2 separate regions of the Homo sapiens genome follow, and region 1 is linked to region 2. Evidence: read pairs that join two places in POLR2A ChIA-PET (ENCODE). Cell type or tissue: IMR-90. All regions are shown on one strand. Each heading gives the region's core, and the rest is flanking DNA. Links, peaks and the distances in the headings are about the cores only. Region 1 overlaps LOC105370438 (a long non-coding RNA gene). Region 2 has its middle 60 kb from the start of LINC02313.

What was found. ChIA-PET counts read pairs that join two places held together with the same protein. Peaks named below come from ENCODE experiments on the same cell type or tissue, not always from the same donor. Only the 100,000 strongest peaks of a DNase experiment are listed, where the experiment ranks them.
Region 1: POLR2A ChIA-PET joins it to region 2 with 5 read pairs; 2 of 35 experiments call an interaction of 5 or more read pairs at or near these places.

The regions. Positions count from the first base shown.
Region 1 is chr14:31,540,753-31,553,557 of GRCh38, forward strand. LOC105370438 (a long non-coding RNA gene) reads left to right here. Exons shown (of 4, transcript XR_943723.3): 3 at 10,019-10,175. NUBPL-DT (NUBPL divergent transcript) reads right to left here. Exons shown (of 3, transcript XR_943720.2): 3 at 12,747-12,805. Among named protein-coding and RNA genes, the nearest start is that of NUBPL-DT, 14 kb to the right of the region's middle. RefSeq lists an enhancer at 3,620-3,769. In IMR-90, for the core only: a CTCF peak has its summit at 3,595; no DNase peak of the experiment used is centred there.
Region 2 is chr14:31,878,713-31,891,517 of GRCh38, forward strand. No RefSeq gene overlaps it. Among named protein-coding and RNA genes, the nearest start is that of LINC02313, 60 kb to the right of the region's middle. In IMR-90, for the core only: no CTCF peak of the experiment used is centred there; a DNase peak (open chromatin) is centred at 6,229; H3K27me3 peaks cover 143 bases.

The DNA.
Region 1 (12,805 bases), core at 3,306-11,305, 340 kb before region 2:
TCTGGAATCCTAAGACTTTTTCTTGGTTTACTCCTTTGATTTACTGAAAAATATATAACAGTAGTTTCCTAAGAAGTGAGAGGCAAATTCTTTGAGGTCTTGACTCTCGAAAAAGTTCTTGATAATTTGGTTGGGTACAGAATACTGTGTTGAAAATGGCTTTTCCCTCAGGATTTTAAAAGCATTGCTTTATTATCTTTTATTATCTTGTGTTTTTGATGAGAAGTGCAATACCATTCTAATTTTCTAACTTTTTTTTTTTTTCAAGACAGAATCTTGCTTTGTCACCCAGGCTGGAGTGCAGTGGCGTGATCTCGGCTCACTGCAACCTCCACCTCCTAGGTTCAAGCAGTTCTCCTGCCTCAGCCTCCCAAGTAGCTGGGATTACAGGTGCCCACCACCACACTTGGCTAATTTTTGTATTTTTAAGTAGAGACGGGGTTTCACCATGTTGATCAGGCTGGTCTCGAACTCCTGACCTCATGATCTGCCCACCTCAGCCTCCCAAAATGCTGGGATTACAGGCGTGAGCCACCTCACCCAGCTTTCCTAACTTTTGAATGTGATTTTAAGAAGTGTTTAGAAGATGAATCTTTGTGTTAGTCGTTTGATTTTTTTCACTGTGATTGACCTGTGATACATCCTTTCACTCTGGATATCTGTGTCCTTAAGTTCTTATCATTTTTTTTCTTGCAATATTATAGAATACGTTCTTAGCTGCCTGCTCAACAGACATTCTCTTCATATTCTTTGCTAACAGAATCCCGTTTTTATCCGGGCAACAATGCGTCCAGACCTACAGGATAGATACATCATGATTGTTAAAACAAATCATGGTAATCCCCTTTCCGTTTGCCAGATGCAGCATTTACTGTTCCAGCTTACCTTGTAACTAAGGGTGGCTATGTGATACCTTTCTTCTGGTCAATACGATAAAGGAAGTATTCTCGGGGGAGGAGAGGCTTCAGGGAATGGTTTTATTTTCCAATATAAGCCACAAGCATAGGAAGAGCTTATTGTGTTACCACTTTTCTCTTCTTTGGATTTGACTGTGAGAGAGCATATTGTCACCTTAAAATTGTAATAGCCATCTTACAGTCAAGTGGGGACAAGCCTAAGGCAAAATGCCAAAATACTGAGACTGTCAGAGTTGATTGAGTCAGTACATCAAACCAGGCACAGTTCCTCCAGACTTCATGTTATCTGAGATAATGGAACACTTTCATTATTTTAGCCAGTTTTTGCGGGTATTTTGTCAGGGGCAGGCAAATGACTTCTGATTGGAGCATAGTCCTTTGATAAGTTTTTCTCTTCATTTTCCCTGTCTGTTTCTGGAACTTCTATTAGCTGGAGCCCCTGGATTCATTTCTTTACCTTTTCCCCTCTTCCTTTTCCCCATCCCCTTTCTCACTGTTCTAATTTCCTGGGAAATTTCCTCAATTTTAGCCCCAACCATTCTACTAAATTATTGATTTAAGCCATCAGGTTTTTAATCTCATAAATGTAACATTTTTTAAGAATTAGAGGCTAGTAATTATTGTTTTGAAAAGTTTTCTTCTGCTACCTGCATTGTCTTTATTTCTTCTGAATTCCTTTTCTACACTGTTGTCTTTAGGGTAAAGGTATTCCTCAACTGTTGGGTGATACTAGGCTGTCTTTTTATATTTGCAAATGGTTCTTAAAAGTTGATTGGGAGCTTTATGTATATGGATGGACTTCCTTATATGTGATGAGGCAGCAAGCAAGCTTTTTTGTTTTTGAGACCCCAAAATAGCAGTTTCTATAGATCTTTTAGGATTTTAAATTTCTTCAAAGAAAATCATCAAAGGAATATACAGATACATGCAAGCATTCTAGGAGTAGCGTAGGTGAAAGTGATTATAGGCCCCACAGTTTACTACCTAGACTTTCACTTAATCCTTCTGTGATGTACTGCTAAATATTAACAACTAGTTATGTGAAAGGGGGAAAAAAAGACCTGATTTGTAGCATTTGCCAACATCTGTGTGTCATTATTCTCAACATGGCCAATTTCAGCCTACCAACATGATGTCATTTAATGTGGAGTTGGGAAGATACACATAGTAGCTTGCCATCATCACATAGTATTTCTACCATACGAACACAATAGGCGTAAATAACCTCGAGGAAATAGTAAAATATAGTAAAAATAATTAGGCAGTTATAAGCTTTGAATATTGATTATGTCTGTTTTTAATACAATTTATTTAATTGTAAGCTTATATAATTTAAGTTTTTTCAATGGCACTGTTTAACAACTGGCTTGCCAAATTCCTGAAAATTTAGCAATCAGTTCTTGTGAGCTGGTACAAACTAGTTCCAGAGCATCACTGCTGTTTCCAGTCCTAGGCCCAACCCTCACCATTTACTGTGTCTGGCCTTCCTGATTCTGGAGCCTCTATTGCTGATTTTCTCCTGAGAATATAGTTCTGGTAGCCTGCAAGGTGTGGTGGTGAAGGATAAAGGATAAAGAGTTATGGCCTAAATGTATGGGTTGTGACTGAGTAAAACTAGGAATCTATAGCTTATTCTACAGGCTTTTGACAAATCCCTATATTTTCAGCCACCTACCTAAGCACTTGCCTTCGACAGTGCCTAGCACCACAGATTCCTGAGCCCTCTTTGTCTCTGCCAGTAAAAGAAGCTTCTCTGCAGACACCAAAGAGCAGTGCCTCTGCCTTCCTGGGTCAGGTGCTGCTGTTCTACCTGCTTCCTCTCTTCTAAGATGTTGACATCACTTCTTGGTTATTATCTTTTCTCCCATTCTCTTTGTCCTTGTGGATTTATGCCTTTTATATGTCCTTTCTACATTTTAGTGGCAGCAGATAAATAAGTGTATTCAGTTAGGTTTGTTTAACTGGAAGAATAGCTCAATAAGTATTGCATTTAAAATTTGTTGAATTGACTTAAGATTCCTGGAGTTGTTGTAGCAGCAACTAAACTCTGTCAATTGTTGCTGCTGTCAGTTAGCAGGAACTCTGTCAATTAGCAGGAACTCACCAACTACTGATTTATTTAGTGTATTATTGTATCCTAGGCTATTAGATACCCACTTTGATTTTTCCTCTATTCTTTCCTTAAAATGAACTTTTTATTTTAGAGTAGTTTTAGATTTACAGAAAAGTTACAAAGACTGTACAGAATGTTCTCATATACCCTTACCCAATTTTCCCTATTATAAGTATCTTAGTATGTTACATTTGTCACAATTAATGAACCAATACTGATACATTACTATTAATTAAGGTCCATACTTTATTCAGGTCTCCCTAATTTTTACATAATGTCCTTTTTCTGCTCCAGGATCCTCTTCAGGATACCACATTACATTTAATCAGCATATCTCCTTAGGCAAGTCTTGGCTGTGACAGTTTTCAGATTTTCCTTGTTTTTGATGACTTTGACAATTTTGGAGAGTACAGATTAGGTATATTATAGAATGTCCCTCAACTTGGATTTGTTTTTCTCATCATTAGACTGAAGTTATGGGTTTTTGGGAGGAGGACCACAGAAGTTAAATGTCATTTTAAATATATCGTATTAAGGGTCTGCAATACTTAATGCAATTCTGATGCTAACCACTTGGAGTAGCACAGACTCCAAGTTAAGGTCACAATCCCCAGCAAGACTGCTCTCACTTCAGATGCTAGCCATACGTTTGGGGGTTCCCAGGCCACCCACACTTCTGCCCAACTAACTACACATTCAGGGGTTCCCACAAGCCCTTCAGCTTTGATAATTCCCTAGAATGACTCACGGAACTCAGGGAAGATCTATACTTACGATTATAAAGCACACAAATCAGGGACAGCCAAGTGAAGAAACACATAGCAAGAGGCCAGGGAGAGCCTCAAACACAAACTTTCATGTCCTCTCCCCATGGAGTCAGAATGTGTCACGCTCCTGGCACATCAATGTGTTCACAACTGGAAAGCTCTTCTGAGCTGTGGTGTCTGGAGTTTTGAATTAGAATTTCATTACACAGGCATGATTGATTGAATTATTAGCCACATTTTTGAACTCAGTGTCTGGGACCCCTCCCCTCCATGGAGTTGATTGAGCTGTGTTGATATCACCTGGCTCAAAATCTCCAAGTCTCTAATCACATGATTGGTCTTTCTGGCATGCCAGCTCCCATCCTGAACTATCTTATTAGCATAAATTCTATGATCTGAGGGGCTCATGAATAACCGTCACTCTTATTACTTGGGAAATTCCAAGTACTTGGCATCTTCCTCCCAGGAACCAAGGATGAATGAAGGCCGGTCAAATTCTTTACTATACAGCATACTATCAACATGACATATCACTGATGATGGTGACCTTGATCACCAGGCTGAGGTAGTGTTTGTCAGGTTTCTCCACTGTAAAGTTATTCTCTCCCCTCACCTTTTCCGTACTCTACTCTTTGGAAGGAAGTCACTACAGGCACTTCAGATATAAAAAGTTATGCCCAACCTCCTTGAGGGGTAAATATTTACATTAAATTAATCGGAATACTTTGACAAGAGAGATTTATATCTTCCTCCTGTTTATCTATTTATTAATGATTTACTTTATATCAGTGTGGGTTCATGAATATTTTATACTTTGGTTATAATCTAATAGAGCTTTATTTTACTACTCACGTTGTTCTAGCCTTGGTTGTTGGGAAGTCTTGCAGAGGCATCTTGTGTTCCTTTGACTTCCTCCCGCCACTGTGAATTGTTTTGTTTTTGTTTGTTTTTAGCACTTCCTTTCTTGTACTACAAGATGCTCTAAGCTCATCTTCTGTTTCCTGCCCCAGTCCTAGAGCCAGCCATTTCTCTAGAGAGCACTGGTTTTTTGAAATTGGAGAATACGTTTTATCTACATTCTTTTTAATCATTTTCTTTTCTTTCTGACTTTTGTTTAAACTTTATTTTTGGAAATAATATAGCTAGTCAGTGCTCATTCTCATTTTGGGTGAGATTACTGAGATACAGAAACTGTAAATCAGGGTCTGTCTTTCCTCTTGCACAGGAGACAAAAACAGCATTTTAAGTAAAAATTGCAGTTGCAAAGACCCGGAGTGTTTTCTTTTTGATAACCCCCATAATCCCAGAAGGGATGGAATTGTCTAAAATGAAAAAGAGAAGCACAGTTCAGGGAGTTGTTGGATGAGACTACGGAAACAGCAAGAGAAAACATGATTTTGACTTCATGATTTTTGTCTAGAATTTTATTTTGGAGATTTAACACTGGAATTTCATCTCTGGGAGGCCTGGGATATCTATTTTCTTACCAACATTTTATGTTATGAAGAATTTAAACATTTAACAAAGATGAAATAATTTTAGCCTGAAATAATTTTATGGTGAACTCTGTTGATATCACCTAGATTTTATCATTAACTGTTTATACTCCTTGTTCTATCACATATCTGTTTATCCCTCTGTCCATCTATTAATCTTCTTATTTTTGATATATTTTAATTGCAGACATCAGTATACTTCCCCCAATACTTCAGCATTTGTGTCAATAGCTAGAGTTCAATATTTACTTACAGTTTTTAAAATGTAAAATTTATATACAATGAAATGTGCAAAGTGTCCATCCATCAACAGATGAATATATAAAGAAAATGTGGTATATATACACAATAGGATATTATTCAGCCATAAACATAAATAAAATATAGTCATTTGCAACAACATGAATAGAAGTGGAGCCATGTTGGCCAGGCTGGTCTCAAACTCTTGACCTCAGGTGATCCGCCTGCCTCAGCCTCCCAAAGTGCTGAGATTACAGGCATGAGCCACTGTGCCCAGCCTTAATTGCCTTTTATTTATGAAAATACCACAAGTTTAAAATCCATTATTTTATTGACTGGGCATTTTCCTACTTGAGACTACTACGAAAAAAGCTGTTATGACCATTTCCGATTAAGTCTTGTTGGCTATATGTTTTCATTTCTCTTCGGTAAATGCTTAGCAGTGCAATTGCTAGGTCATAGAACAGGTGTATATTTAAGCCTCATAATGCCAGACCACTTTCCAAAATGGTTGCACCACTTAAAATTTCCTCTAACAAAGTGTATGAAAGTTCCGATTTCCTCACAACCTTGTCAGTGTTTGGTTTTGTCAGTTCTTTAAATATTTGAGATTCTGGTGATTATGTAGTGATACATCATTGTAGTTTTAATTTGTATTTCCCTGTTGACTAATGATACTGAGCACTTTTTCATGTGCTCATGGCTATTCATGTAGCTTCACTTTTATGAAGCATCTTTTCAAACCTTTTGTCTATTTTTCAATTCAATTTTTTTTTGTGTGTGAGTTCTGGTATTTCTTTATATTTTAGATCAGTGCTGTCCAATAGAATTTCCTACATTTGTTCAAAATGTTCATTGTAAAATGTGTCTAGTGTAATTGAGAAAAAAACTGTATTTAATTTTGATCAATTTACGTTGATATAGCTACATTGACTGATGACTACCATATCAAATAGTGTAGTTCTAGATATGAGTCATTTTTGGATACATGTTTTGTGAATATTTTCTCCCAGTCTGTGGCTTGGCTATTCATTTTCTTTTTTTAAAAAAATTAAAAACAAAATTTTTAAGTTTTATGGAAGTATGGTAGTTGTATATATTTATGGGGTACATGTGAGATTTTGATATAAGCATATAATGTGTAATGATCAAATCAGGGTAACTGGGATAACCATCACCTCAACCATTTATTTTTTTTTTTTTTTTGGGGTTAGGAAGATTCCAATCCCACTCTTCTATTTATTTTTAAATATACAATGAATTATTATTAACTGTAGTCACCCTATGTTGCTACTGAACACTAGAGCTTATTCCTTCTATCTAACTGATTTTTGTACCTATTAACCAGCTCATATTTATCGCCCTTCCACACTGCCTTTCCCAGCCTCTGATAACCATCAATGTATTCTCTATCTTCATGAGATCAAGTTTTTCACATATGCGTGAGAACACATGATATTTGTCTTTCTATGCCTGGCTTATTTCACTTAACGTAATATCCTCCAGTTCTATTCATGTCGTTGCAAGTGACAAGATTTCATTCTTTTTTATGGCTGAATTATATCCTATTGTGTATATATACCACATTTTCTTTATCCATTCATCTGTTGATGGATGGACACTTAAGTTGATTCCATATTTTGGCTATTGTGAATACTGCTGCAATAAACATGAGAGTGCAGATATCTCTTTGATATGTTGACTCTCTTTCTGGTTATATACCCAGCAGTGGAATTGCTGGATCAAATGGTGTTTCTAGTTTTTTATTGTTTTGTTTTTTTTTTTGAGACGGAGTCTCCCTCTGTTGCCCAGGCTGGAGTTCAGTGGCGTGAACTTGGCTCACTATAACCTCCGCCTCCCGGGTTCAGGTGAGTCTCCTGCCTCAGCCTCCCAAGTAGCTGGGACTACAGGCACCTGCCACCACGCCCAGCTAATTTTTGTATTTTTAGTAGAGACGGGGTTTCACCATTTTGCCCAGGCTGGTCTTGAACTCCTAACCTTGTGATCTGCCTGCCTCGGCCTCCCAAAGTGCTGGGATTACAGGTGTGAGCCACCGCACTTGGCCAGTTTTAGTTTTTTGAAGAAGTTCCATATTTTCCATAGTGGCTGTACTAATTTATATTCCCACCAACAGTGTAGAAGGGTTCCCCTTTCTCCACATCTTCACCAGCATCTGTTATTGCCTGTCTTTTTGACAAAAGCCATTTTAACTGGGGTGAGATGATATCTCATTACGGCTTTGATTTGATCTGATAATTAGTGATGTTGAACATTTTTAAAAAACCTGAATATCTGTATATATTTATTTGTACATCTTCTTTTGAGAAATGTCTATTCAGATCTTTTTCTCACTTAAAAATCAGACTTTTTTTTTTCTGCTTTTGAGGTGTTTGAGCTTCTTATGTATTCTGGTTATTAATCCCTTGTCAGATGGGTAGTTTTCAAATATTTTCTCCCATTCTGTGAGTGGTCTCTTCACTTTGTTTCCTTAGCTGTGTAGAAGCTTTTTAGCTTGATATGATCTCATTTGCCCACTTTTGCTTTGTTTGCCTATACTTTTGAGTTCTTACTCAAGAAATCTTTGCCTGAACCAATGTCCTGGAGCATCTCCTCAATGTTTTCTTCTAGTAGTTTCAAGTTTCAGCTCTTAGATTTAGGTTTTTATTTTGATTTGACTTTTGTGTATGGTGAGAGATAGGGGTCTAGTTTCATTCTTTCTCACATGGACATCTAGTTTCCCCAGCACCATTTATTGAAGAGACTGTTCTTTTCCTAATGTATGTTCTTGGTCCCTTTATTGAAAATGTGTTGACTGTAAATGCATGAATTTATTTCTGGGTTCTCTATTCTGTTCCATTGGTGTATGTGTCTGTTTTTATGCCAGTACCATGTTGTTTTGGTTACTATAGCTTTGTAGTATGATTTGAAGTCAGGTGGCTTTGTAATATAATTTGATGCCTCTAGCTTTGTTCTTTTTGCTTATGATTGCTTTGGCTATTCTGGTTCCTTTGTGGTTCCATATAAATTTTAGGATTGTTTTTTCTATTTCTGTGAAGAATGTTATTGGTATTTTGATAGGGTTTGCATTGAATCTGTAGATTGCTTTGGGTATTATGGACATTTTAACAATATTGATTTTTCCAATCCATGAACATGGAGTATCTTTTTCCTTTATTTTTTTCATTAGTGTTTTACAGTTTTCATTTTAGAGATCTGTATTAGTCCATTCTCACACTGCTATAAAGAAATATCTGAGACTGGGTAATTTATAAAGAAAAGAGGTTTAATTGGCTCATGGTTCTGCAGGCTATATAGGAAGTGTGGCTGGGGAGGCCTCAGGAAACTTACAATCATTGTGGAAAGTGGTCATTGTAGAATGTGAAGGGGAAGTAGACACATCTTCACATGGCCAAAGCAGGAGGAAGACTGAGATGGGGGAGTTGCCACACACTTTTAAAAAACCAGATTTCATAAGAACTCTATCAGTAGAACAGCACCAAAGGAGGAAATCTGCCTGCATGATCCAATCACCTCCCATCAGGCCCCACCTCCAACATTGGGTATTACAACTCAACGTGAGATTTGGGTGGATACACAAATCCAAACCATATCAACTTCTTCTCTTTCTCCTTCTCCTTCTTCCTCTCTTCCTCTCCTCCTTCTCCTCCTTCTCTTCCTCCTCCTGCTCCTCCTCTTCCTCCTCCTCCTTCTCCTTCTTCTCCCTCTTTTTTTTTTTTGACGGTCTCACTTCCATTGCCCAGGCTGGCATACAGGGGTGCAATCTTGGCTCACTGTAGCCTCAACTTCCTGGACTCAGATGATCTTCCCACCTCAACCTCCTGAGTAGCTGGGACTACAGGTGCACACCACCATGGCTGGCTAATTTTTTGTATTTCAGTAGAGGGGATTTTGCCATGTTGCCCAGGCTGGTCTCAAACTCCTGGGCTCAAGTGATCCACCTGCCTCACCCTCAAAAATTGTGAGCTGTTGTGCCCAGCTGAGATCTTTCACTTATTTGGTTAAGTTTATTCCTAGGTGTTCTATTTTATTTGTGGCTATTGCAAATTGGCTATTCATTTTCTTAGTGGGATCTTTTGATGTGCAGAAGTTTTAAATTTTGATCGTGCCTAACTTGTACATTTTTTAAAATGGCTTTTGTATTCTGTGACACATCTAAGAAACTTTTGATCACTCCTAAGTCAGGAGTAAATGCTCTCATTTTGCACTTTCTCAAGAAATTTTAGAATCATCTCATTAATTGCTGGGATTATGATTGGGGTTTTGTTGAATCTATAGATAGCGTGCAAGTAACATTGACTTTGATATTTTTAATTTGAGACTTTCAGGAATGGATATCTATGTTGGTCGATGTATTTTAATACTTTGGCGAAAGGAAAACAGGGTCTGATCAGCCTTCTGTGTTTTAGGCAAGAAGAGAGCCTATAATAGTCTACAAAATACTTCTATTTTGTGTTGTTTACTCAGAAGGACTTTGGACAACAATTTCTTTGACTGAAACTGGGGTCAGAGTTGCAGACTCCCTGGAACATGAAAAGTCAATAATCTAGTTCCCAAAAGGCAGACAAGAAACTATTCCCAAGATGAACAAATGATGAGAATAGAGGTAAAGGTGAAAATGATGGTAAGTGTGAAAAATCCATTTATAACACTTCAATTTGTGTTCTTTAAGGAAGAAAATATACCTTGTGCTTTTTCTGGTCTGCAGCATCTCTAAACTATTTGCCTTTATTTTCTCAAAAGTATTTTAGGAACAGTGAAGTTACACAACTTTGTTCTCTTCAGTTCTTATTTTAATTCAATATGAGCTTGGAAGAAGAATCTACAGATTATTTCATTTAATCCCTTCATGGTGTATGAAGTAAACAGATTTAGAGTTAAATGATTTGTCTGAGGCCATGCGGCTAGTTAGTAGCAGAGTTCTGACAACATCCCAGGCTTTTCTATCTCTCTACTCCACTGATATTTCCAGTATGCATTGCTTTTATAATAGCTAACCACTCACTAACTCCTGATCCCCTACAATGTGCCTGGCGCTGTGCTACATATAGGTGATATAAATTATCATTATAATATACTTTTGTTCCTCAAATACCACATAGCTCTATGTAATAGAAGACATATGAAAATAGTAAAAGGGGCCAGGTACGGTGGCTCACGCCTATAATCCCAGCACTTTGGGAGGCCAAGGCGGGCAGATCACCTGAGGTCAGGAGTTTGAGAACAGCCTGGACAACATGGTGAAACCCCGTCTCTACTAAAAATACAAAAATTAGCTAGGTGTGGTGGCAAGTGCCTGTAATCCCAGCTACTCAGGAGGCTGAGGCAGGACAATCGCTTGAGCCGGGGAGGCAGAGGTTGCAGTGAGCCGATATCATGCCACTGCACTCCAGCAGGGGTGACAGAGCAAGACTCTGACCCCAAAAAAAAAAAAAAAAAAAAAAAAAGAAAAAAGAAAAGATTGTATGAGAGAGACCTGACATAGGCTAGCATTGCTAACTTCAATTTATAAAATGAAAGCAATCAAACTGCACCTTAAATTCATGTTCTATTAAATAAAATGTTAACTGTTAAGGAAGGTGAAGTTTAATGCTTGATGAAATTATCAGAGAAGTCTATAGAAAAAGAAAAATTTGAGACAGAATTTCAAGGAATGATGGAATTAGGAAGGGTAGAGGGATTATAAACTATTATAATCGGGACACAACAAATATGTTAATAAAAACTTGAATACCTTATAAATTAAAATGCAATTTCAATGCAGTTCAAGACAAGGACATTACATATGTTTATGGGCTTCTGAAATAAATTACTTTTAACTAAAACTAATGAAACACAGATTTATATGAGAAGCTTAGAGGTAAATTAAGTCGTGAAGTAGGCATTCAGATTTCTTTCTGCAGAAGTAGTGATATTTCCCCCAGGCGCTTCTCTTATGGTAGCTGGTCCTAAGGGAATACTCTTTTGTCAGTAGCATGCAGTAGTCCTGTATAGGTAATAAGAGACCTCCATCTCCATATTGCTTTCAGCAATTTGCCCTAAAACAAATAATCTAAACTCTTTGATTCCTCATTTCCATATGCAGTAATAGGACTAATAATAACTGCCCTGTCAATCTCATGGCAGTTGTGAAAATGAATATATACAATTTTTATTTATCAATTATATTACACCTCAATAAAACTGGAGAAAATGAGAAATGTACAGATTATGGTTCAATGAAGATTCTATGAAGATATTTTTAGGGACAAAATCTGCAGTGTTGTCTGCAGCATTGACTTGGTTGTCTCCAAAGATTATAATAGCATTAATAATATTTTTCCTTGGGTTTAGATAACTCTATGGTGTCTGTGCAGTATGATTAATTGAATGCTTCATATGTACTGAATCTTTTTTCATGAACTAGGCTGATTTACAATGATACAGTTAGCAGTTATTTAGGGTGTCACTGGAAAATTCTTGTTTATATTACTTTTTATTTATACATTATGTACAAAAAATTGCCTTCTTCATGCTTGTATCCATATTATTTACATAATTGAAGAATGATGATGAACTGCTAATGTAGACAGAGAATGGAGATGAAACTAATTTCTTATATAACCACTGAAGAGAAGAGTGGTCATGGAGAGAAGAGTAGAACAAGAATTATAATCATGTTTAATTTTTCTTTCACTTGGAAATGACTTGAGTGGGTTCAACCATTACTAAGAAAAATATAATTTGATTTGTGAAACAAAGAGATTCTAAGAATCTCTTTGTTTCACAAATGTCTCTATTCTCTAGTATCTAATATTAAAATATTATTTTATGGGGTTGGCAATTAATATTATAAAATGAATGAATTATTAATAGTTAATAACATTTAATAACTCTCAACAAAGATTCAAACTACACAAAGGTTTTAATTTTGTAACAAAATGTGCAATTTTTTCCACAAATGGCAAAAAAGAATTGCTCACAAGAAACTATACCTTGACTGTAGACTTATTAAAATCTAGGTTATTGAGTATTAGTTATCTATTGCTGCATAAAAATTGCACAAACTTGGTGGTTTAAGACAATATGCATTTATTATCACACGGTATCTGTGGGTCAGGAATCTGGGCACAACTTGAGTCCTTTGCTTCATAATCTCTCACAAGACTGCACGGAAGAATCTGCTTCCAATCTCACATGGTTGCTGGCAGAATTCAGTTTCTTGCAGGCTGTTGGACTGAGGGCATCAGCTTTCTGTTGGCTATTGGCTGTCCT
Region 2 (12,805 bases), core at 2,906-10,905:
CTGCCACTTCAGTTTTGGTTTCACTGAACAACTCTGTTAATAAAGATCCTTATTGCAAACCAATTTTCCTTAACAGTTCATAGCCACTCTAGCATGCTGTTATTTAAGCAGTAAATGAAGGAGTTATCAGTCCCCATGTAAATAAGATTAGTCACCATCTCCAAAATTGGTTTGAGAAAGGGGAGGGGATTGATTTCCTGATGATATGCGAGAACAAATTATGGGAATAATTTCCTCTTTGTGTAGTTAATTTATTTGTGCTTGAAAATACTTTACCAACATGACTTCTTTCCCCATATTTTTTCATAAGTCGAAAGGCCTCATTTTTTCCAGGTGGAACAAACAGGTTTGGAAACTTCAATAAATTTGCCTAGGTAAGACCATCAAAGGAAAACATATTCAGGAAGTCAGGACAAGCCTTTATTAGCTGGAAGAGCCCACAGTATTAAGTGGATATCAATTGATGTGGGGAAGACTCTATACTCATTGCCCTACATTATCCATCAAAATTTATTTGCTTTACTTTCTGGAGTACTAGATATGAATTTGAAAGGACATTTTAATTCAAACAAGTATTCCAGATAAATTAGAATGAATTTGAGTGGCATTCTTGTTGAATTAAACATTAATCAAGAATATAATTTTGACTTATTTTATTTATTTACCATTTCCCTCATTTGGAAGATTTGTTTTATTTTATAGCTTTAAAGAAATACTTAGGCCGGCCGGGCACAGTGGCTCACGCCTGTAATCCCAACACTTTGGGAGGCCGAGGCAGGAGGATCATGAGGTCAGGAGATGGAGACCATCCTGGCTAACACGGTGAAACTCCGTCTCTGCTAAAAATACAAAAAATTGGCCGGGTGTGGTAGCACGCACCTGTAGTCCCAGCTATTCCAGAGGCTGAGGCAGGAGAATCGCTTGAACCCAGGAGGCGGAGCTTGCAGTGAGCTGAGATCGCACCACTGCACTCCAGCCTGAGCGACAGAGCGAGAATCTGCCTTAAAAAAAAAAAAAAGAAATATTTTCTTTCTTCAACTTCATTGCTCATGTATATCTGGCTTTTATAATAGTGGTTGGGGGAAGTTCACAAGAGAGGTTGGCATCTGGAAGAAATGAGGAATTTGCTTCTTCATTTCCCCACCATGGATGGAGGGTAGTGGAGAGGAAGTGTGGAGTGCTTGAAGTGATTAAATTTGCTGGGCCATCTGGTCATCAGGAAAAGGCTGTGTTTTCAATTTCACGGTGAATGAGAAGTTTATTAAGGAAGGAAGAAGGAAGCCGAATTTAGTTTAAGGAAGAAAACAATTAGTTTAAGGAAGAAAATAATCATACTTTTCATAATCATAAAAGAAATCATATTTCTGCCATGAAGAACTTCAGCTTGCTTAATTGTAAAAAGAAGGGTCACCTGTTGAAGACTATCCACAGGTGGAACTGTGTAATGATGCTCTCTGTATCACTAGGGAGAACTTGGTGACAGTGGTTTGGGAAGATGAACAAACACGTGAGGGTAGCCTCTTGCTGTGGAGTTGCTCCAGTCCCCTAACGTCTGTCCCCATCCCCATACAATTATTATGGAGGGAAGAAAATGAGTCCAAGGGGTAAATTTTTCTCAGCCAAGGAAAAAATTTATTTATGTAATGCCTCATTCCTTGAATTTTGTTGCCAAAGTCTCTGATCTAGTTATCAGTTGGAAAGCCATGAATCAATGTAATTGAGGAGCATCTATCTCCTCATCTGTTTATTGAACTGCCTCATACTTTAAACATTAAAACCAGGCTCATATATTATTCACCAATTTTAAAATCACATACTAAGTTCAAGAAAGGCTATAGGAAGAAAATCAAGACTAGTACAAGAAGTCAGTGCAAAAAGCATATATTTGCACTAAACATTGAAACTGGAAATCTGGCAGAGAGATGGCAATGGACACAGGTATGCAAAAAATGAAGAGCTTGGAGGTGAGTCCACTCGTTGTCACCTGCTGCAGGCTTATCATCATCTCTGCAAGTAATTAATACGATTATCTTATGCTACCTGTATTGAATCCACAATGCTCAAATACTGGGATGTGATTGAGATTGAGTAGCCTGAAACTTTTTAAAGGATTTGTAGAAACTACAATTCCAAGAAAAGTGAAGGTTGCTTTATTTAAGGAACAACTAATTACTAAGGATAGGATGAACTTTTCCTAACCTTTAGGAGACAATTACCCAGATGGCCTTTGGTATATTAGGAATGTTTATCAAATTGAGAATTCTTTTTGGGTTTATTTGAAGCCTTCAGTATATATAGAGATGGTTGGGGCCAGGAGCAGAATGCCAGGCAAGAAGAATGGAATGTGCAGAAGTTGCATGATGAGAGCTTCCAGACCACAGACAAGGTCAGCGTGGCTGATGACTCGCTGGTCTGGACTGAGAAAAGTTGAGCTGGAAGGTACAAAGGGCCAGGTTATGCAGAGCACTCATGCCATGCGAAGGAGTTAGACATTTGCTGCAGATGATATCGAAGAATTTTACCAGGCAGCCCTCCCTGTCTGCTGACATCCTGGCTTGCAATCTTTTCTCTTCTCTCTCTGCTTCAAACTCATGCTCAAGCCTGATGCACTGCTTTCATGTGCATGTGGACAGCCCATCCAATGCCTGCGTCTCAAAGGCCTGTTCAGTTTCCAAGTTCTCTACCTCTACACCTCTGGTTTTGTTCTCATTCAAATCCACTCTTCATCTGAAATGTGAAACTCTCCTAACAGTGAGTGTAGTAATTTTCATCCTTCCCACATTCCATTACCTTCACTGAATGTGCTGTTCAGGACTCTGGTGCCTTGATGTCCCGTCACCTTGTCCTTCTCCTCTCTACGTACTTACCTTCTGTTTTAGTCAGGGTTCTCTAGAGACACAGAATCAATAGGATGTGTATAGAAGTAAAAGAGAAATTTATTTTCAGGAATTGGCTCACATGATTACCAAGGCTGAGAGGTCCAAAATATGCAAGATGAGCTGGCAGGATGGAGACTCAGGGAGGATCCAGTGTTGTGGTTCAAATACAAAGACTGTCTGTTGGCAGAATTCCTTCTTGTTTAGGGGAGTTCAATCTTTATTCAGGCCTTCAGCTGGTTGGATGAGGCCCACCCACATCATGGGGGACAGTTTGTTTTCCTAAAAGTCCACTCATTAAATATTCATCTCATTTGAAAGCACTCTCACAAAAATATCCAGAATTATGTTTCACCACATATCTAACACTGTGGCCCAGCCGAGTTGACACACAAAATTAACAATCATACCTTCCTTTCTTTTCCAACCTAGATGTACCCAGTGAATGATTTCATTTGCTTCTCCCTTACTCCCTTAACTTATTGTGTAACCACTGCATTTGCTTTGTTAATGCCAAAGCTTGTATCACTCTTGCAATCTGCTGCTGCTTCTAAAACTGCTCAATACAAGAAAACCACAAACTCAGGTGTAATGGTGCTACAACAAATGTGTGGTCTCCAGCTTCAAATGGGCCCACAGCGTTGCTAGGAAGTGCTTGTGTGTCCTCAGTCAGCTCCCTCTCCACTCCCACAGTGGCTGTCTCAGACCTAAACAGTTCTATGAGTCCCTGACCCATACGTGTCCCTGTCTCTGTCTCTGCCTCTCTCTCTCTCTCTCTCTCGCTTGCTTTCTCTCTCAGCAGTTGAACTTACCTGTTACTCTGCAGTGAAAATTGTGATCTCAGGCATGAACCACCTTCAGTTTGCTGCTCTTGATCCCTGTCCTAACCATTTGAATAATCTTGGCTTGCCCACATCAGAGAATGTTAGGAGCAGATAAAAAAGCCCATAGACATTTATACTTAGTCTTCAGAATCCATCCAGAGCAACTCTGCCCCTTCTTGGTTTTGACTTTCTGGTGCCTTGATTCCTTGCCCCATTTTCCCATTTTCTGCCTTCCACTTGCCACCTTGTTTCTTTAATTTGTGCCTCAATTTGAACTCAGCATGCCAGCTTTGACCTTCATACTCCTCAAGGTCACATGTTCTGGTGGCTACTCTCCTCAGGGTGGAAGACGGTGGCAGTGGCTGGAGAGGCCTGCATTCAATTCCTGTATCTGCGGCTTGGCTGGATAACATGGCTTGTTCAGAACTGTAGAGTTCCTAAGGACTTTGGTGGCCCTGTGTCTAATATGACACCTTGCAGTTCTCACTGCTAGCCTCTCAGCCGCCAGCCAATGCTCGTAGCAATTACAAATCTCCAGGAGGACTTCCTGATACCCTCTGGTGTACCAAGAAGCTGTACAAAAAAGCATTTCAGTCAGTTCTTGTCTCTGTGGAGTGGGAGGCCAGTTTGGATCTCCTCCAGACGTACATCGTCCACCCATATAGGCCAGAAATGCTTAGCTCACTACTAGAGTCTCTTTGAAGGGCACAGTTCATTACCAGTTACCTGCCTCCTAACTCCACCTGCCCCCTCCATGGTAGGCTGTTCCATCTTTCAACTTGCCTCACCTGCTAAATATCCACTTTCAACTCCTACATCTGACCCCAGAACTCAGGCTAGGAAACCTAAGTAGGATTTAGAAAAGGCAGGACATCTGGATGTGGTTGGGCAGATGGTACCAGTCATGGAGAGATGGGAATAGGAAAAGTAGCAGGACGTTTGAAGAGGAAGATGATAAGTGACTGTGGCCATGTTAAATCTCAAAATTAGAGAACTCAGTGAATGAATGAATGAGTCAGTAAATTCTCCTTGAGAGTGAGTTAAATTCTTGGGAATGTCCCTTATCTTCCTCAGCCTACCTACAAATTAATGGAGCAATGTGTAATCATTGTGACCTCCTGAGGGGCTTCTATTATGCATAGGTTGTACAGTCTGACTTACTCGCTGTATTCCCTCCCCTCCAGATCATGAGGGTTCCTTTCTCATCATATAAGTTGTTAAAACAAAAGGAACAGTGCTAATCACCTTAATACCAGTCATTTAAACAAAAGGGATTTGTTATATGTAACTGAAAAGTTCCCACTCAAATTGTCTTGTTATAGCAGGAATACCATACACACTCATCAGAGATAAGTCCTAACTCGTGGTAGCTTTAGCAGTCTGTCAGTCTCTTTGTACTATAATATCTTACCATCTTTGCCTAACTGTTGATGGTCTGACGTGCGTCACAAACAAGGAGACTCAGAAGCTGGTGAACTAAAAAGAGGAGAAAATACCTCTAAGGTCACCAACCAACCAGTTTTATTATTTAGGTCAAGTATATAGTTTCTACAGAACCGTTACCCAAGGTTCCTCAAAAAAACCTCTGTCTGTTTATTCATCAGTTAATGTAAGTATGTAGCATCATTGCTTCTTTAAATGATAGTCAACAAGGAGAGAGAATAATGAGGACAGGACCTAAGTGTTCTGCAGGCATCTAGGAGGGTCTGGAATTGTCAGTTGCCATTTGCAACATTGGTTAGCATCAGAAACAAGCATGGAAGAAAACATGTGCTGAGACACCTCCCAAGTATATCTCTGGACTGAGAACTTGGCTCACTTCTCACACAAAGGCCCACTCTTAAATTCCATTTTATGAATTAATGATGGCAAATGGCAAGCATGCATGTGTGTGTGTGTGTGTACATGCACACACTTGAATGCTGAGCATTTGAAGCCTTGCAGACCTCTATACCATTAGAGTAATAGTGTCAGGAAACCAGCTCCTTATCCAGCCTGGAGCTCAGAACAGAGGCTGGGCTGCAGATAGAGCTCTGGGAGTCATTGGCATGCTGGTGGAAGCTGAAGCATCTTAGGTATCTTTTGTATGTTTCAGCTTCCAAATTTCTTAACTTCAAAGATTCAGCAGACAATGTTGACTCTTTAAGGCGTATTGCAGTTTCTTCCATTATCACGTGATTGTGAACACCACTGCTATAAAGTATAAATAACCTTTTTAATGGAAAAATAAAGAATGAAAACATTGTGAAATTTAAAATGAGGAACTTTTTAAAAGTATTTTTAATAATTTTATGAAGGTTGGAGAGTGAACAGAGATCTTCTAAGTGTCTTACAAGAACGAAATCCTTGAAGAGTTTGCAGTCACTGAAAAAAAAGTCAATAGAATACGTAGAAAAGTGGATAAGTCAATTGTCCTACTTTTGAAATACTGAAGTACATCTAAAGGTACACCTAAATACAAAATTAAAGAGAACTCAATGAATGAATATGTGAATGAATGCATGAGTCAGTGAGTTCTCCTTGAGAGTGAGTTAAGCTCTTAGGAATGTCCTAAGAGCTACTTACAAATTAATGCCCTGGTGCTTGATATGGTTTGGCTCTTTACCCCCATCAAAATCTCACCTTGAATTGTAATAATCCCCACGTGTCAAGGGTGAGGCCAGGTGGAGGTGCTTGAATCATGAGGGCGGCTTCCCCCATGTTTTTCTCCTGATAGTGAGTACGTTTTCACGAGATTTGATGGTTTTATAAGCACCTGGCATTTCCCCTGCTGGCACTTATTGTCTCTCCTGTTGCCCTGTGAAGAGGAGCCTTCTGCCATGACTGTAAGTTTTCTGAGGCTTCCCCAGCCATGCAGAACTGTGAGTCAATTAAACCTCTTTTTTTAAATAAATTATCCAGTCTTGGGTATTTCCTCATAGCAGCGTGAGAACAGACTAATACAGTGCTCCTTAAGCGCCTGAGGGTCTCTTGTTATTACTAAGCCAAAAATAAAAAATGAAGGCTCTACCTTCCCTATTAATTCATTTATTAACTCTACATTATTTTATCAAGTGCCACCAAGGAACCACTTTCATTCATTCACTTTTCTTTTTTCTTTTTATCTAATGTATAGAACTGTTCTAGATAACATGTTTTTCATTCATTCTGTGTGGCAGCTCTCTAAGAGAGGTGAAGTTCCCAGGCCAGGAGACCAGACTCTCAAGATCTGTTGGTGGCAATAGATCTTATATTGATGAAACCAAATATGCTTTGCTGAGAATATTGATAAACCAATTCAGTTTTACTGAGGGCTGTTTGCACTGATAGGTGGTCAAATACAAGAAGGAAGATAAATATGGATGATCCTGGCATCTGTGCCGCTGACATTCTTTTTATTACTTTAATTTTTTTCTGTACAGGGTATAAGTGAGGATGGGTGCCAAACTGTATTTAATTTTCCTATGTCTCCTGGAATGGCAGTTGTTAGCTTTATGTACTAATTCTTAAACGAAAAGATACTTTTCTCTATGACAATGTGATGCTTCTACTTGATAATTTGATTCCTGCTTTCTAAACATGTAACAGTTAAACTTTAATTAATGGGGATACATGTTTAATGAGATATATGGATTAATTGAAATATAGAATTATTGAAACCTTCCTTCCTAAAACAAAATTTTTATATCTTCCAGCCTTAATAAATTATATCCAGTATAGTCTATTTATCTTCCTTTGATTAATCTGGATTTTGTCATTCTTCAGGATAAAAGCAATAATTTATGCTTCTACTATAATATATATGTACACATGGAGAAAGTCATTTCACTCTTTATTTCCAGGATCTTGCCTCAGAATTGGAGTTACAGCAATAACTACATCCTTTATTCCCATTTGTTTTCTTTTGGTTGCCTCTTTAACCTCAGGGCTGACAATACTGGCCCAAATTCAGTTTCACTGGGGATTTAGTTATTTGAGGTTTTAAAAATCACTGTTAGTCTTTTTTTTCTATTTCAATTGGAAGTCATACATTTGAATAAAATATATTTAAGTTGCTGACTAAACCAAAGAAATGAATGTCCTCTAAGTTCTAGAAAGCATGTATTTGTTAAACCAAATTCGGAATTAGATTCCCTTAGATGTGCATTTATCTGCTGGTTGAATGGTGTAATTGTCTCTAGCTTTCTACTAACTCTTCATTCGTTGTTCAGTCAATGAATATTTATCCAGTGTCTACAATCTGTCAGACAGTGTATGAGATACTGGGGAATACATAGGCGGCAAACCACAATCTCTGCCTTCAGTTTACTTATAAGGCTAGTGGGGGTCATCAGGCAGGAATTCTGTCTTCAGCATCACTGGCTGAAAAATTAAGGCTAGATTTCAAGTTCATTATTTTTCAGTCAATGAAAAAGCAGAATTTTAGCAGCCTTCCTGGAAAACTCAAGGTTGCCTCTGGCTGCTAAAGTTTGCAAGAGGCTTCAACATATGATTTTTCTGTGTCAGTGGTTCTTAAACTCTAATATGCCTGGAATGACTGGAGAGCTTGTTAAAACAGATTGTGGGGCCTTACCCCAGAGGTTCTGATTCAGTAGGTCTGGGGTTGGAAGGTGAGGAGGTGGATTTGCATTTCTGAGTCCACAGATGCTGCTGGTTTGGGGACCACACTTTGAGAACTGCTGGTTTAAACCATCATGTTCCTTAACAGACCCTCCTTCCAGTGATGACAGTGATGTTAATAATAATGATGAGAATGGGTCACATTTAGTGAGTTCTTATTGAGTGTCAGGTATTTTGCCCTTTACAAATAAAGTACAGCCAATCTTCACAACAACCTGATGAAATAGGTGTGATGACTTTCCTTATTCTACATATGAAGAAATGAACATTTGAAGAGGTTAATTAATTTGCCCACAGTCACAGAGCTAGTAAGCGACAAAGGCCAGGATTTGAATTTAAATCTTTCTGATACATGTCTGCTCCAGCCACCATGCTCTCCTGCCTTCCTGTGATGGCCAGCACACCTGGGCAGTGATGGAACAGGGCAATCATGATCTCCTTGGGAGACACCATAGGCATCTCTTTGACCTGTCGTCATGTGCACCTGCACCTTAGGGGATTCTGAATACATGATTCTTTGGGCTCTTGTGACAGAACTTCCCTTAGTAATCTATTCTAGAGGTTAACACATTTTTTTGATGGGAAGTTTTCTTTTTAATTGGATAAAATATTTCTGTTTTATAGATTTTTTAAAGCTATCAAATCATCAAGATTTAGATAACTGTAGCACAGTACCCCGGTTAAATTGACCACAGCTCTAGATGAAACAAGATTTGAGAGTGAGGACTGGAACATGTCTGTGTTTTTCTGGAGGGTCATACACCCTCTTTCCATTCCTCATCCTTTTACAACTCTTTTCAAAAGGTGTCTGCAAAATTATCTGGAGCTTTCCTGACCTGTCTCAGTTAAAGTAGTTTTTGCACTATCTCCTGACATAAAAACAGTAATTACCCAGTATATTAATTAATACTTCTCTCAGGAGGGTTTGATAATCTTCATTCCCCTCAGGGAAATCAAAGAATGTGCTGGTGGTCCATCAGCTTCCTGGGAAATGCATCTGGCTTTCTGGTTAGACATCATAGTCTTTGGTGGGGAATTGTTCCCATCTCCTGACCCTGCACCAGACTCTGCTTCTACCTACAAAGATGAGAACGCCTCCCTTCCTTCCTTCTGTCTTTCCTTCCGTCTTTCCTTCCGTCTTTCCTTCCGTCTTTCCTTCCTTCCTTCTTTCCTTCCTTCCTTCTTTCCTTCCTTCCTTCTTTCCTTCCTTCCTTCTTTCCTTCCTTCCTTCTTTCCTTCCTTCCTTCCTTCCTTCCTTCCTTCCTTCCTTCCTTCCTTCCTTCTTTCCTCCCTCCCTTCCTCTCTCTTTCTCTTTCTCTCCTTTCTTCTCTTTTTCTTTCTCTTTCTCTTTCTTTGCCTCTTTCTTTCTGTTTCTTTTTCTCTTTGTCTTTCTTCTTTTTCTCTTTATTTCTTTCTGTTTTTTTCTTTTTCTCTTTTTCTCTCTCTTTTTCTCTTCTTTCTCTTTCTTTTCCTTTCTTTCTTTTCTTTTCTCTTTCTTTTCTTTCTTTTGTAAAGGAATAAAAGAGTGGCTACTGCATAGGCAGAGCAGCTGGTAAGCCCTTTCAGGTGGGAGCTCAGAGGTCCATCCTGTCACCAAATTTGATCTTTATTCTGTTCTTCTCTTTTTTCCTTCCTCTTTTTAATCCCCCTTTTTTATTTTCTCATAGACGATCACTAACCCCTAACCCATTGAACAGGCAATTATGTTATTTCCTTTACTCAGTGATTGACCAGAAAATGGAATGTTCCATTATATTCCTTGTCTTAGAATCCTGTTTATATGTCTCAGTTGTTTTTAATGGAAATTGAGGGGCCTCAGCTTTTACTGTTTATTTGCCAGATGTCAAGCTTTAAAAGTTAACTCTCAATCTAGAGGCCTTTTTGCCAGCTAGTAAGACCAATCTACTTTATTTAAGCTTTAGTGAGCTGTTCTTCTTCCTTCTTTCTTTTCTTCTTCCTTCTTCTTTTCTCCTCCTCCTTCATCATCATCATAATCATCGTCATCAAATAAAGCACAGATACTTAAAATAACACAAAACAAGCATACGGCACAATAAGTATTTTAAGGTAAACATTCTTGAAATCATAGCCCAGGCAAGAAGTAGAACTTTGTTATCTATTCAGAAGGCCCTTCCATGTACCTCATTCCAATCACAGGTCCCTCCTTCCCCACAAAAGTAACTATATCCTGACTTTATCATAATCATTTGATGCATTTTTATAATGTTATCCTGCATTTGTGTGTCTTTAGCACTATTGTTTAGTCGTGATCATTTTTAACATCTGATATGCCTTTAGGTCTCTTTTAATTTACAGATACGCTCTTCATCCCTTTTGCTTTCTTAAAATTTATGTGGAAGAATCCAGGCTATTTGACCTTTAGAGTTTCCCTGAGTCTGGGTCTTGCTGCCTGCAGTCTCTTGGTGCAGTACAACACGTTCCCCTTTCCTCTGTATTTCCTGGAAATTGGCAACTGGATCCAGACACTGGATCAGATTCCTGTTTACCCCTTTGGCAAGATTCTAGGTGGTATTTGGCAAGATCATAGGAGGCACAGGATATCTGGTTGTCTCTCTTTTTGTGATAGGAACAGTTGTTATGCTTAATGTCTACATCTATTAATTCATTTGGGTTGCAAAATGATGCCATTCTATTTCTATTATGTCTTTCCCATTTATTAGTTGGAATATATTTATACAGAGATAATTCATTTACTATCAATACATCAATGGCATAGTTCACATAGGAAAAGAAGGCTGAATGCTTGATTCTTTCCCTTTATTTACTTATTCTCAATATAATGAATTACAGTTGGTCCTCCATATCTGTGGGTTCTACATCTCTGGATTCAACCAACCACAGACCAAAAAGTATTTGGAAAAAAAAATGGGATGATTGCGTATGTAATGAACATGTACAGACCTTTTTCTTGTCATTATTCCCTAAACAGTATAGTGTGACAACTATTTATATAGCATTTACATTGTATTAGGTATTACATATAATCTAGAGTTGATTTAAAGTATACGGGAGGATGTGTGTAGATTTTATACAAATACTACATCATTTTATATAAGGGACTTGAACACTGTGGATTTTGGTATCCTTGGGGTCCTGGAACCAGTTTCCTGTGGATATTGAAGAGCTACTGTGGTTCTGTCACATTTCAAAGGTGACCAATTCCTTTTTTAAAAAATCACTTAAGAACTCATGGATTTAAACCTATTTAATATGTCTCAATACATTGCATTTATTATCATTATGAAGCTCAAATTATCTCATCTTGGGCTAGTGGAAGCCTCTTCAAAGTGTCTCCTAGGTCCTTATAATCAAGCAGTCTTTTATTGCTTCCTTGCTTTCTTTTTTATTTTTATTTATTTATTTATTTATTTATTTATTTATTTATTTATTTATTTATGTTTTTGAGATAGAGTCTCTCTCTGTCACCCAGGCTGGAGTGAAGTGGCATGATCTCGGCTCACTGCAACCTCCACCTCCTGGGTTCAAGTGATTCTCCTGCCTCAGCCTCCTGAGTAGCTGGGGCTACGGCGCACGCCACCATACCCAGGTAATTTTTTTTTCATTTTTAGTAGAGATGGGGTTTTGCCATGTTGGCCAGGCTGGTCTTGAACTCCTGACCTCAGGTGATCCGCCTGCCTTGGCCTACCAAAGTGCTGGGATTACAGGCGTGAGCCACCATGCCTGGCCTTCGTTGCTTTCTTGTATGATGAAGTGTTCTAGGCTTATCTTGGAAACTTCCCGTGTCACACCTGGAATCCACCATTTCTCTAATAAGCCCCAGGTTCTTTTAGTGAAAAGTTGTACTTTAAAGCCATATGTGGTGTAGGGATGCACTTTACTACTGGATCAGCCTTTGTTTCCTGGCCTTTTCAGTGGACAGAGCTAGGAAAGGTATATGTGCGTAGACACTCACATACATACATACATACATACATACATACATGCATATAATTTGAATCTGCCCTTTCCACTGTTTTTCAGTAGTGGAACTTTGTGTTGTTTTTAGCCTTCTCATAGTCATAGTTCCATAAAGTATAAAGCAATCCTTAGCCAATGTCAGCCATTTTCAATGTCAATGTCAGCCACTTTGGTTGTCTGGTCATTTGTCCTAGTCATGTTCCTCAAGAAAAGTTCTTGGGGATGATATTCCCTGAGCCCTTGCATGCAAATTGATAAGTTTGTACCATTTATACTTGAAAGTGAGTTTTGCTTGATATAAGATTATTGGCTCGTTCTTTCTTTGAATATCTTAAATATATCATTCCATTTCCTTCTGGCAAAAAGCATCGTTGTGGAAAAAACGAATGGCAATTTAATTTCTTCCCTTATAATTCATATGTTCTTTTCCTAGGTGCTCAGAGGATCTCTCCTCTCCTCCCCTCTGCCCCCTTCCCCTCTTTCTTCCTGTTTTTTGTTTTTTCTTAACAGTATATTTTACTAGAATGTGGTTTGCTATTGGTCATTGTGGGATGATATTCTGAGGTA